Linked DNA regions of Homo sapiens: region 2 is linked to region 1. A link is a loop called in an ENCODE intact Hi-C map of the cell type or tissue named here. Cell type or tissue: PC-3. All regions are shown on one strand. Links, peaks and the distances in the headings refer to the core of each region. The heading gives the core; the rest is flanking DNA.

Region 1 (5,385 bases), core at 77-5,076:
AACAAATGAGATTACATCAAACTAAAAAGCTTCTGCACAGCAAAGGAAACAATCAACAGAGTGAAGAGACACCTATGGAATGAGAGAAAATATTTCCAAACCATAAATCTCATAAAAGATTAATATCAAAAGTATATAAGGAACTGAACTCAATAGCAAGAAAACAAATAGCTCAACTTAAAAAATGAATAAAGGATGAAAGGATGTGAATGGATTTTTTTTTTTTTTTTTTTTTGGAGACGGAGTTTCACTCTTGTCACCCAGGCTGGAGTGCAATGGCGCGATCTTGGATCACTGCAACTTCTGCCTCCCAGGTTCAAGCAATTCTCCTGCCTCAGCCTCCCGAGTAGCTGGGACTACAGGCGCACACTGCCATGCCCAACTAATTTTCTGTATTTTAGTAGAGACGGGTTTTCACCATGTTGCCCAGGCTAGTCTTGAACTCCTGAGCTCAGGCAATACGTCTGCCTCAGCTTCCCAAAGTGCTAGGATTATAGGCGTCAGCCACCGTGCCTGGAAACATTCCTTAAAAGATGTACAAATGGTCAACAAGTATATGAAAAGATGCTCAACATAATTAATCATCAGGGAAATACAAATTAAAACCATAATGAGACATCACCTCACACTTGTTAGTATAGCTATTATCAAAAAGTCATAAGTGTTGCTGAAGAGATGGAGAAAAAGGAACCGTTGCACACTGTTTGTGGGAATGTAAATTAGTACATCCATTACAGAAAATTATATGGCTGTTTCTCAAAAAGCTAAAATTAGAATTACCATATAATTCAACAATCATGCTTCTAGGTATATATCAAAGGAAATGAAATCAGTATGTCGAAAAGGTATCTGCACTCCCATGTACATAGCACCATTATTCACAATAGCCAAGATATGGAATCAACTTAAGTTTCCATCAAAGGCTAAATGTGTAAAGAAAATATGGCATACACACACAATGGAATTCCACCTTTAAAAAGAAGGAAATCCTGTCATTTGTGACAACATGGATGAACCTGGACAATTATACTAAGTTAAATGAGCCAGACGCAGACAGACAAATACCACATGATCTCACTCAAACGTGCAGTCGAAAAAAGTTGTATTCATAGAAGCACAGAGTAGAAAGGTGGTTACTATGGGTGAGGGTGGGGGAGTTGGGGAGATGCTAGTCAAAGGATGCAAACTTTCAATTAAACAGGAGAAAATAAGTTCAAGAGATCTATTGTACAACATGGTAATTATAGTTAGTAACAATGTATTACATTCTTTAAAATCGTTGAGAGTAGATTTTAAGTATTCTCATTTTTAAAAATCATGTGAGATAATGTATATATTAATTAGTTCTATTTAAGCATTTCACAATGTATGCGTTTTCAAAACAACATGCTGTACCTAATAAATACATACAGTGTTTTATCCTTAAATTGAAAAAATTAATTATTATTATTATTTTTTTTTTGAGATGGAGTCTCGCTGTGTCTCCCAGGTTGAAGTGCAGTGGCGCGATCTCGGCTCACGGCAAGCTCCACCTCCTGGGTTCACGCCATTCTCCTGCCTCAGCCTCCCGAGTAGCTGGGACTACAGGCGCCCGCCAACACGCCCGGCTAATTTTTTGTATTTTTAGTAGAAACGGGGTTTCACCGTGTTAGCCAAGATGGTCTCGATCTCCTGACCTCGTGATCCGCCCGTCTCGGCCTCCCAAAGTGCTAGGATTACAGGCGTGAGCCACCGCTCCCGGCCAAAATTAATTAGTTTTTAAAAAGCAGTTCCCAACTGCCAGACATAGTTGGTGACGCCAGAGACAGAGTCCATAGTCGAAACCTAGGAGCTCAAGATAGGAAATGCCAAGAAAAACAAATAATGACTGAGGCCTTACTCTGCAGGGCAAGATGGCAATTAGAATAGCTAGCACATATTGGATGTGCAGTTATGTGCCAAACATTTTCATAAGTGTTTTAGAAATGTTCATTTATTTCAGCCTCACAGTAACTTTATGACATAGGTACACGATTACAATCTTCATTGCATACGCGAGAAAACCCGAGCACAGAGAGGTTAATTAACTAGCTCAAAGTCACACAGCCACTAAGACGGGACCCCAGTCCTCAGACAAGCCTACAGTATTGTTAGTTGTTGGCGTCAATTGTGCTGAGCCGAGGGAGGCAGCAGGCACAAGGAACACGGGAACAGCCAAAGACAGCGCCATCCCCAGCGCCTATCCTACCCACGTTGTTTGTGGAGATGAACATTCACACTGTGGGATCTGAGAGGGGAGAGGGCGGTAAGGGGAGGAGTATCCCAGGCGGCAGCAGAACGTGGTTTTTAGCCTTCATTCCCTCAAATATGTGTGTGAGAAGTATGGGGGCGCTGGTTGGTCCTGAGCTCTAATTTCACCCATTGGAACAGGAAAAACTGGACCTGTGAAAACGTTGCCCTCATCCCTGAAGAGGTGAGACGTCCTGCCAAGGTCTCTTTCGCCATCTAGTGGCCAATAGGATGTATGACACACAACGCAGAAACATGTGGGGAGCAGGGGCTCCTAACCCGGGGCTTGGCGAGGCGAGGGGTGGGGAGGTTCTGAGAAAGCAAAACTCCTAGAATCCTCTGTATCAGCAATTCTGCTGCATTTTCCCACAGCTGCCATGATATCCGCAGTGGGTTTTGGGACACACACAATGTAAGGGCCACAGCTGGAAGGTGGGGAAAGGGTGGCCAGAGAGGCCTGCTCCAGTTGCGGGTGGCTCCGGCTGGGGGAACTGCAACCACGGGAAATTCTTGGTGGAGTTTAGGCCGTCTTGGCATGGAGAGGACAGGGGCGGCCCCTTCCCTGAGAGAGCCCTGTTGGGCCCCTCACGTTTTCTCGGCCATCAGGGCCTGGACTGGAGCCCCCGGAGTCTCTTCTGCCAGGCAGCCTGGGCTCCCTCCTAGGCCAGACCGAGCCCTTCATGCTTTCCTTCTCGCCCTCTGGAGTAAGGCCCGGGGACCCTACCTGCTCCCCTCTCCATAGCTGCCACCTCCTACTCCACCCTGTGGGTTCAGCTGTCCCTTCGGAACGTGGCTGCCGAGGGGTCCGCAGCCGGCCCAGCTCCTCCCTTGCCCGGGACCCAAATGGCCGGCCCTGACCCTTCCTGATCATAAAGGCTTCACTGCGCTCCTGCTCTGGCAGGGAGGCATTCAGGGCACACACAGCCGACTGACACATTCAGGGGCCACAAACAGCAAAGACACTTCCAGAGGGTTCACAGTCACCACCACTGGCCTACAGGTTCCTCCCGCCTTTTGACTCAGAGATGCCATGTGTAATCTCTCTATATGTCAGAATAGCAGCCCCCCACTTTGTTCCTGACCCCAATCCATCCTACTATGCACTGCTTATCTGAAGCAATATGTATTCCTTCTCGGCACAACCCTTATCCTCACACTTGCTTCCACCTCTCCTTCCACCCCTAACTTGACCTCTATCCCTGATTCCAACCTAATCCCTTACCCTATGTAAAATCGGTGCTTCCTATTATCAAGGAAATGAAAAACAGACATCTTCAACCCTCACAAAATTCCCAATCCATCCCGTCCCTAACTATGATCCTAACACTCAGAATAATTGCAAAAATCCTGCATTGTGGACACACCTGACCTTCACTAACCCCATCTTCACTTGATCCCTGACTGCTACCAAGACCCCTTTCACCTATAGATCACTCTTTTTCAATGTCCATATGATCGCCAAAGCACACACCTTTGGTTTCATCCTGTCACTAGTCCTGATGCCATCTTTAAGTGTCACCAACTATTAGACACACACACCTGATCCTTTATCCCCTCACCTTACTGTCTTTTAAGAAATCAAGACTGGAAGATACACAGTAGTGAGAAGATGTCCAGGAGGTGCCCCCTTGATTCTGTGGTCTGGGAGGTCCTCCAGAAAGGGTGAACCTTCATGCCCACCCACGCACCCCGGCTCCAACCCCATTTCCTAGGCCTCTGCCTTTCACTGAGGAATGATTTCCACTGGTTTCCTGTAAGGCCATGTCGCAGATACGGTTAGAACTTGTGTCTGGATCTCATTCTACTCTGCTTCTGGGGCCTGGCCTGACATGAAATGCTAATCTGGTCCGGCTTATGTTTATGTCAGTGAAGCCATCCTCATGAAGAGGACGTGCACATTAGACCACAGTGGGGTTTCTAGAACATGTCCTGTCCCTACATAGGAGAAACTATGGGTCAAGGTATCTTTGGTCCTAGATGCAGAGAATAGCAGACTCTTTCTGTAAAAGGCCTGATGGTGAATGATTTAAGCTATGCAAGCCACAGGTGGCCTCGGTCACATAGCCTCCATTTTTTCAAGCAAAGCTTTAAAAATGTAAAAATCACTCTTAGCTTTCAGGCCTTACAAATACAAGTCACTGGCCACATCTGTTCTGTGAGTTAGCTTGCCAACCCCTGGCTAGACATTCATTCTCACCTCTCAAATCCATCAAAGCCCTCCCTCCTCTCCTGGGCTTTCCATAGCACAAGTGCAGGTTTATAATGAATTTCCTCACCATGAGTACCTGAAAAGAGACTATGGAATTGAGTTTTGTGTACACTGTGAGGGAGAAGTAAAGTTTCATTTGCACGCACGGATGCCCAGTAATCCCAAGACCACTCATTGAAAACTCAGTCATTTCCCCCACAGAACTGAAGCGCTGCAGCTGTCATATATCACATGTTTTATTTTAAAAGCTATGGCTTTCTCATCAGTGACTATGGAGGCTACAAGACAGTGTCACGTCCTCTTGAAAGTGCTGATGGGAAAAAAAAAATCAACCCAGAGTTCTCCATCCTTGAAAATATCTTCACAGATGAAGGTGAAATAGATGTTTTCAGACAAAAGACAACTAAGATTCTTTGTCACTGGTAGGCATGCAATAAAATAAATGCTATAGGACATTCTTCAGGTTGAAGAAAACTACATCAGGGGAAAATACAGATCTTCCAGAGCCAGAACATGTTCCAGAGTAAAGAACATCAGAAATGTTCAGTGTCTGAGAATGTACAAAAAAAATTTTCACTTAGTTCCTTTAAAATATACTTGAATGCTTAAAGCAAAAGTTCTAACATCATTTTGCTGTGTTTATAATGTATGTACATAAATTACATATGACAATAATAGTATAAAGGACACCGAGGAATAGTAAAAGTATGTATATTGTTATAAGGATTTTACATTCTGTATGAGGCGGTAAAATATCAACTCTGAGAAGATTATAAAAAGTTAAGGATGCATATTGCAATCGCAAGAATAACCACTAAAAAATAACACAAAGTGGTATAGCCAAAAGGCCAACAGACATATTATAATAGAATTCTAAAAGATAAAGTGTTCTAATACTTGAAAGGAAG
Region 2 (5,385 bases), core at 348-5,347, 230 kb before region 1:
AAATATAAGGGATTTTAAGAGGGGGTTAGGTTTGCGAGTACAAGTGAGCCTTATCAGATAGAAAGATCTTTGAGAGTGTGTGATTTCACAGGTCACAGAGTTTGTTCCATCTCGATCCCAGTGGCATCACAAACACAAAGAAATATAAAGATGCACTGAGAAGAGATATAGCAGGGTCAAGGCTAAAATCAGTATCACCTTATAGCTTGCTTGAGCTAAGGAGTGTATATGTGTGCATGCATACAAAAGTCTTGTTGAAAATTTTTTAAAAAATTAAATGTAAGAACTTTTTTGAATGCGAACAAAATCAAATGAATATTTCAAGAGACAACATAGAAACTGAAGTTGAACATAAGAGCCCTTTTTTGGTCTGGATTGAGTCCCTCTACCTTTTCCTTAACTTTTCATATGGAGATCAAACGTAGGAACTTTAGCACTGGAAACTATGCAACTAGTGGTGTTTTGTTAAATTCTGAGGGTAGTGGCAAGAAAGAAAGCATTCCACAATTATATTAATAAGAGCTCAAATGAGAATATGCTCAGTGACCTTTTGTCTATAATCCTACTAGTGGAGAAAGAAAAACAGGTCATTTCATGCAGTGGAAAACTACCTTGTCATGCCTAAAGATAATCATTCTAAAAGCTAATGTTTAAGATAGACAACAGACAAAAACTATTTTTAAGTATACAACTATGTATTGAAAGGTGACTTTGTTAGGAATAATTGGAATGGTTGAATCAAAGGAATTACATTGCATCATAAATTAACATACAACAGAAAATGCAAAATAATTTTTAAAATGACATTTCCAACTTACTTTTGAAATTTTTCAATTAGTTTCTTCACCATTTTATCTGTGATGCCGGGACAGGCGGCTTCAGCCACAGCAATACTTTTCTCGAGTTCTTCAATCGCCTGATTCCTGCTAGCGTTATTCTCGTCCTGCTGTTTAAGCTGAGAAAGAATAATAGTTAAAACATTTAAAATATTATACTACTTAACACAGATATCCAAGGCTAATTAATCTGTACTTACTTCAGCAAATGCAGGTGTGATTATCATAGACAAACAACTCAGGGTTTGCACAAGATCTTGCTCCTTTGAACAAATAATATAGATTATACACATGAAATTAAAATAAGTGTCATGATTTTCTTATTCTTTAACAAATACGAACTAATTTGAATCCCCTACTGAAAACAAAAGATTGTATGCAAGGCAAGTCTCTAAGCTTTCTTCCTATCATTCATTCTCATTCATCATCCAGAAGTCCTCTAACTTCTGGGATTACAATAGATACCTATGATTCCCTGGGCTTATGTATCTCCAGGTGAAATGCACTTAAAAAATACCAATATGGCCACTTAAATAACTTCTATTAACTTTTCTTAATTAGCTCAAAACTAATGACAAATGAAGCATACTACAAACACAGTGAGGCAGACAGGCATTTAGGGGTATTCAATCCTAACAATTTTAGGCCATTATCATCTCACTACATGGTTTGAAAAACTGTATGAAGAGTAAGTAATTGTCTCCATATACATACTGCCCCATTCTGTACTTTCTTTGGATCAGGCTTCTTTCGTACGGTGGTAAAGCTCCATTCAGGATGAGTATTGTTTTCCCTGCTGGTAGATTCCCTAAAGAGATTGCCAAAGATACCTCTATAAGTGCCCAAATGATTCAGCTTGGCAAAAATACCAAATCAATGCAGGTAGAATCTAAAGGGATAATTGTCCCAATGTTTAAAAACTCATGATGCAAAAAAGCATCTGATCTCAGCTTCAGGCGAATACTACATTTTACTACAGAGTAGTAGTGGAGTGGTTCTCAACTCTGTGTGTGCTTCATTGAGACCTCCTACCATAGATAAATACCTGTCCCTCACTACTCCCCACCTATTGAATCAGGATCTCCAGTGGTGTGGCTTGTGATTGCTTTAAGGTTCCATGAGTGACTCTTATGGGAAGCTAAGGCTAACACCCATTAGAATAGGGCACAAATTATTCTGATATTTTTTATCCCTTTCCAACATTGGACAATTTCTCATAAATGGAAGAATCTCAGAGTAGTATCTAAAGAAATTTGGTGTTGCCTTTGTGCCAGTTCAGCTGGTGGAGGACTAAATTCTGGCATAGCATACAGACTTTCCTAGTCTAAATTAATTGACAGACTTAGAGGCTGAATTTTTAATGTAAACGCTGCTGTTATAAAACCCTACAACTTTTTCAAGAAATAAAAATCATGCATAAATGAATATTTAAATGTATCAGTCTGATCTTGGTTTGGTACATGGCCAAGAGGTGGGAAAAGCCTGGAGGTCAGTTCTTTAGAGGGATTTTGCAGGTTGCCATCAAAGTATGAGAAAACACAGCTCCTTATTACTTTGAGCAAACTAATATAACACCTTTAATTGAATCCTGTTCCAAAATTTTGTAATATACTCAAGTATCCACTAGGGGTTAGACCAAGACCATTTAAAACTAGAGCTATTCACTTCCAAGAAAAACATGTTTCCAACTCCATTGTATTCCACAGACTGTGATTGAAAAAGATTTTTACAGTTTCTAAGGTGAAATTTCAAAATATGGTTTATATTTTATGCTAGAACAAGCACACTGGAGCATAGCTAAAAGATATACAATATTTAAATAGGCTGCCTACATAAAAATTAAATAATTTGTACATACGAATCAGAGCCCTCGGAATCAGATTCATCATCACTGTGTCCTTCTGCCTTCCATCTCTTAAAACGATCTATCAGTTCAGTCAGATAAGAAGTCTTCTTTGAATTTTTTACAATGAATTTGTGTTTCAGAAGTTCTTTTGCTGTAGGACGCTAAGGATAAAAAGATCAAGGCTGCATATGACAATTGTTGAACTCTTATGATTACAAGGAATGGTAAAAAAAATCATTTGAATTATTAAGCTGAAAGGTATAAAGGTATGTCTGTAGACATAAGAACAACTAAAATGCTGTAGGAAAATAGCTAATTCTATTATTGAAGTGGCTCAAGGCAACCACATTGAATCTACTACTTTGGTGTCCCAATTTGTTAAAGCCCAACGGGCAGCAGGTGGCTTACCCACCAGCAAACTGGCAGGCAGGGCCTTCTCAAAAGCAGAGAGACACATGACAGTATTTAGAAAGTAAACATTTAAAAACATTTCAAAGTAGTGTTCTAAAATACTTTAATCACATTTACTGTAAATTTGAAAAAACCTGATGAAAACTTGCAAGGCTGTAATTTTGTTATTATCTACACATATAATCCCTTCTCCATCACAAATCAATGTCTATTGCATCTAAATGCAAACACCAGGTGCTGTGGAGGATGTTCCGCCTTCATTTTATTAACATGAGAATGTTTATCATCAACTTAAAAATAGTTATATCAAGTTTGGACTGCTCTTGTGTATTTCTCGTCTCAAAAAGTCACAAGGCAGCTTTATTTCAACAACAGTAAAACAACTGTAATAGAATCCACCAAGTAAATGAATGGAGCTCACTAGCCTAGGAAAAGTATACAACTTCACATTGAAGTTTCTAAACACCAAATAAAAATAGTTAAACCTGGCCAGGCACAGTGGCTCATGCCTGTAATCCCAGCACTTTGGGAGGCTGAGGAGGGCAGATCACTAGAGGTCAGGAGTTCGAGACAAGCCTTGCCAACATGGTGAAACCCCATCTCTACTAAAAATACAAAAATTAGCCAGGCATGGTGGCGGGTGCCTGTAATCCCAGCTACTTGGGAGGCTGAGGCAGGAGAATCGCTTGAACCTGGAGGTTGCAGTGAGCCAAAATCATGCCACTGCACTCCAACCTGGGCAACAGAGCAAGGCTCCATCTCAAAAAAAAAAAATAGTTAAACCCAAATATAACTTTTCATGAAAAATGAAAACAGTTGAACAAAAATCATTGTATTTATACATACACTTTAATAATGACATAATATAAAGTTAACTTTATTTCTCAAATTTATTTCCCCCTGAAAGAGGAAATAATGAATAGAATAAGGAGGAAGCTGAGGATCAAGAAAAAAACGAAGGGTAAGGAGAAAAAGAATGAAGAATCTGGTTAAGAACTCAATAGAAATAGCAATACAGAAGGACGAACCAGGTTCCTGGATGGATCTTAGACAATTCTCACATACACTGTATTCCCTACTGCAGGAAAAGCTGCCTTTGCTATAAGTAGATCTAATAATAGAAAACAAATAGTAATAATAGCAATATATACTCACAAATGATGGATCTTTGTTCAGGCAAGCATCAATAAACTCCTTAAAAGACTTAGTAAAGTCTCCAACAAGAGTTGGAGGATTGTTTTTGGGAATAAGAAACAGAACTCTCATTGGATGCATATCGGAGTTAGGTGGCTCTCCCTTGGCTAGTTCAATAGCAGTAATTCCCAATGACCAAATGTCAGCCTAACGTAAAAGGAAAAAGAAAATAATATATATATATATATATATATATATATATATATATATATATGTGTATGTATGTATATCACCTTGAAACTCCATTCCAATATACTACCACAAAATAGTCTGTGGAACCTAATGGCTATACAGTACTTGTCTCTCAAGAAAATGTGGTGTTAATAAATTTTTATTAGTAGAATTCATTTATGTAAAACATAATGAATTCCATACTTTGTGCCAGGTACCCTTCTCGGAATGGAGGATTTCAGTAGTGTATAAGCCAGACAAAAATCCCTGCTCTTAAGGGGTTTACATTCTAATAAGAAAGACAATAAATAAATAAATAATATGGTGCCAGACGGTGCTAACTTCTGTGAAGAAAATAACAAAGCATAGTAAGAGAATAATGAATCATGGGGGGAAGGGTGTTGCAAATTTACATAAGATGGCCAGGGAAGACTTCCCTGCGTAGGTGATATTTAAGCAAAGACCTGATTGTGGGAAGAAGGTTTTTTCAGACAGAGGGAAGGGCATGCAAAGGTCCTGAGGCCAGGGTGTACTTGCTATGTTTGAGGAACAACCATGAGGCCACTGTGGATGAATAATCTAGAAGAGAGTGGTAGGAGATAAGACTGGAAAGGCAGATAATGGCCAGATTGTGTAGAGCTTTATATGTCACAGAAAGGACTTAGGATTTTATTCCACGTGGGATGAAAAGCCATTGAAGTGAATAGGGTCCAAATATTAGTTAGCTGTGAGGGAATTTATGATTAAGCAGCAAAATATGACATAACTCTAGCTTAAGAAACACTTGTGAAACAAGGAAAAATAAGGCAGTGTATTAACTAGGATAGTGTGCCATATATAATTTATTAACAAGCCCAAAACAGTTTGTACAGGTAATACTTTACTTTTGAGTCATAAGCTGACTGTTGAATAACTTCAGGAGCCATC

What was found. Peaks named below come from ENCODE experiments on the same cell type or tissue, not always from the same donor. Only the 100,000 strongest peaks of a DNase experiment are listed, where the experiment ranks them.
Region 2: a loop joins it to region 1, with 14 times the contacts of the local background. A loop is called at or near these places in 53 of 110 quality-filtered maps.

Annotation. Positions count from the first base shown.
Region 1 is chrX:131,838,658-131,844,042 of GRCh38, reverse strand. No RefSeq gene overlaps it. Among named protein-coding and RNA genes, the nearest start is that of FIRRE, 11 kb to the right of the region's middle. In PC-3, for the core only: CTCF peaks have their summits at 2,277 and 2,480 (motif pointing left); a DNase peak (open chromatin) is centred at 2,452; H3K4me3 peaks cover 811 bases; H3K27ac peaks cover 393 bases.
Region 2 is chrX:132,068,527-132,073,911 of GRCh38, reverse strand. STK26 (serine/threonine kinase 26) reads right to left here. Exons shown (of 12, transcript NM_016542.4): 6 at 5,343-5,385; 7 at 4,249-4,434; 8 at 2,695-2,843; 9 at 1,551-1,644; 10 at 1,037-1,099; 11 at 819-955. Among named protein-coding and RNA genes, the nearest start is that of STK26, 48 kb to the right of the region's middle. In PC-3, for the core only: a CTCF peak has its summit at 2,473 (motif pointing right); no DNase peak of the experiment used is centred there; H3K27ac peaks cover 460 bases.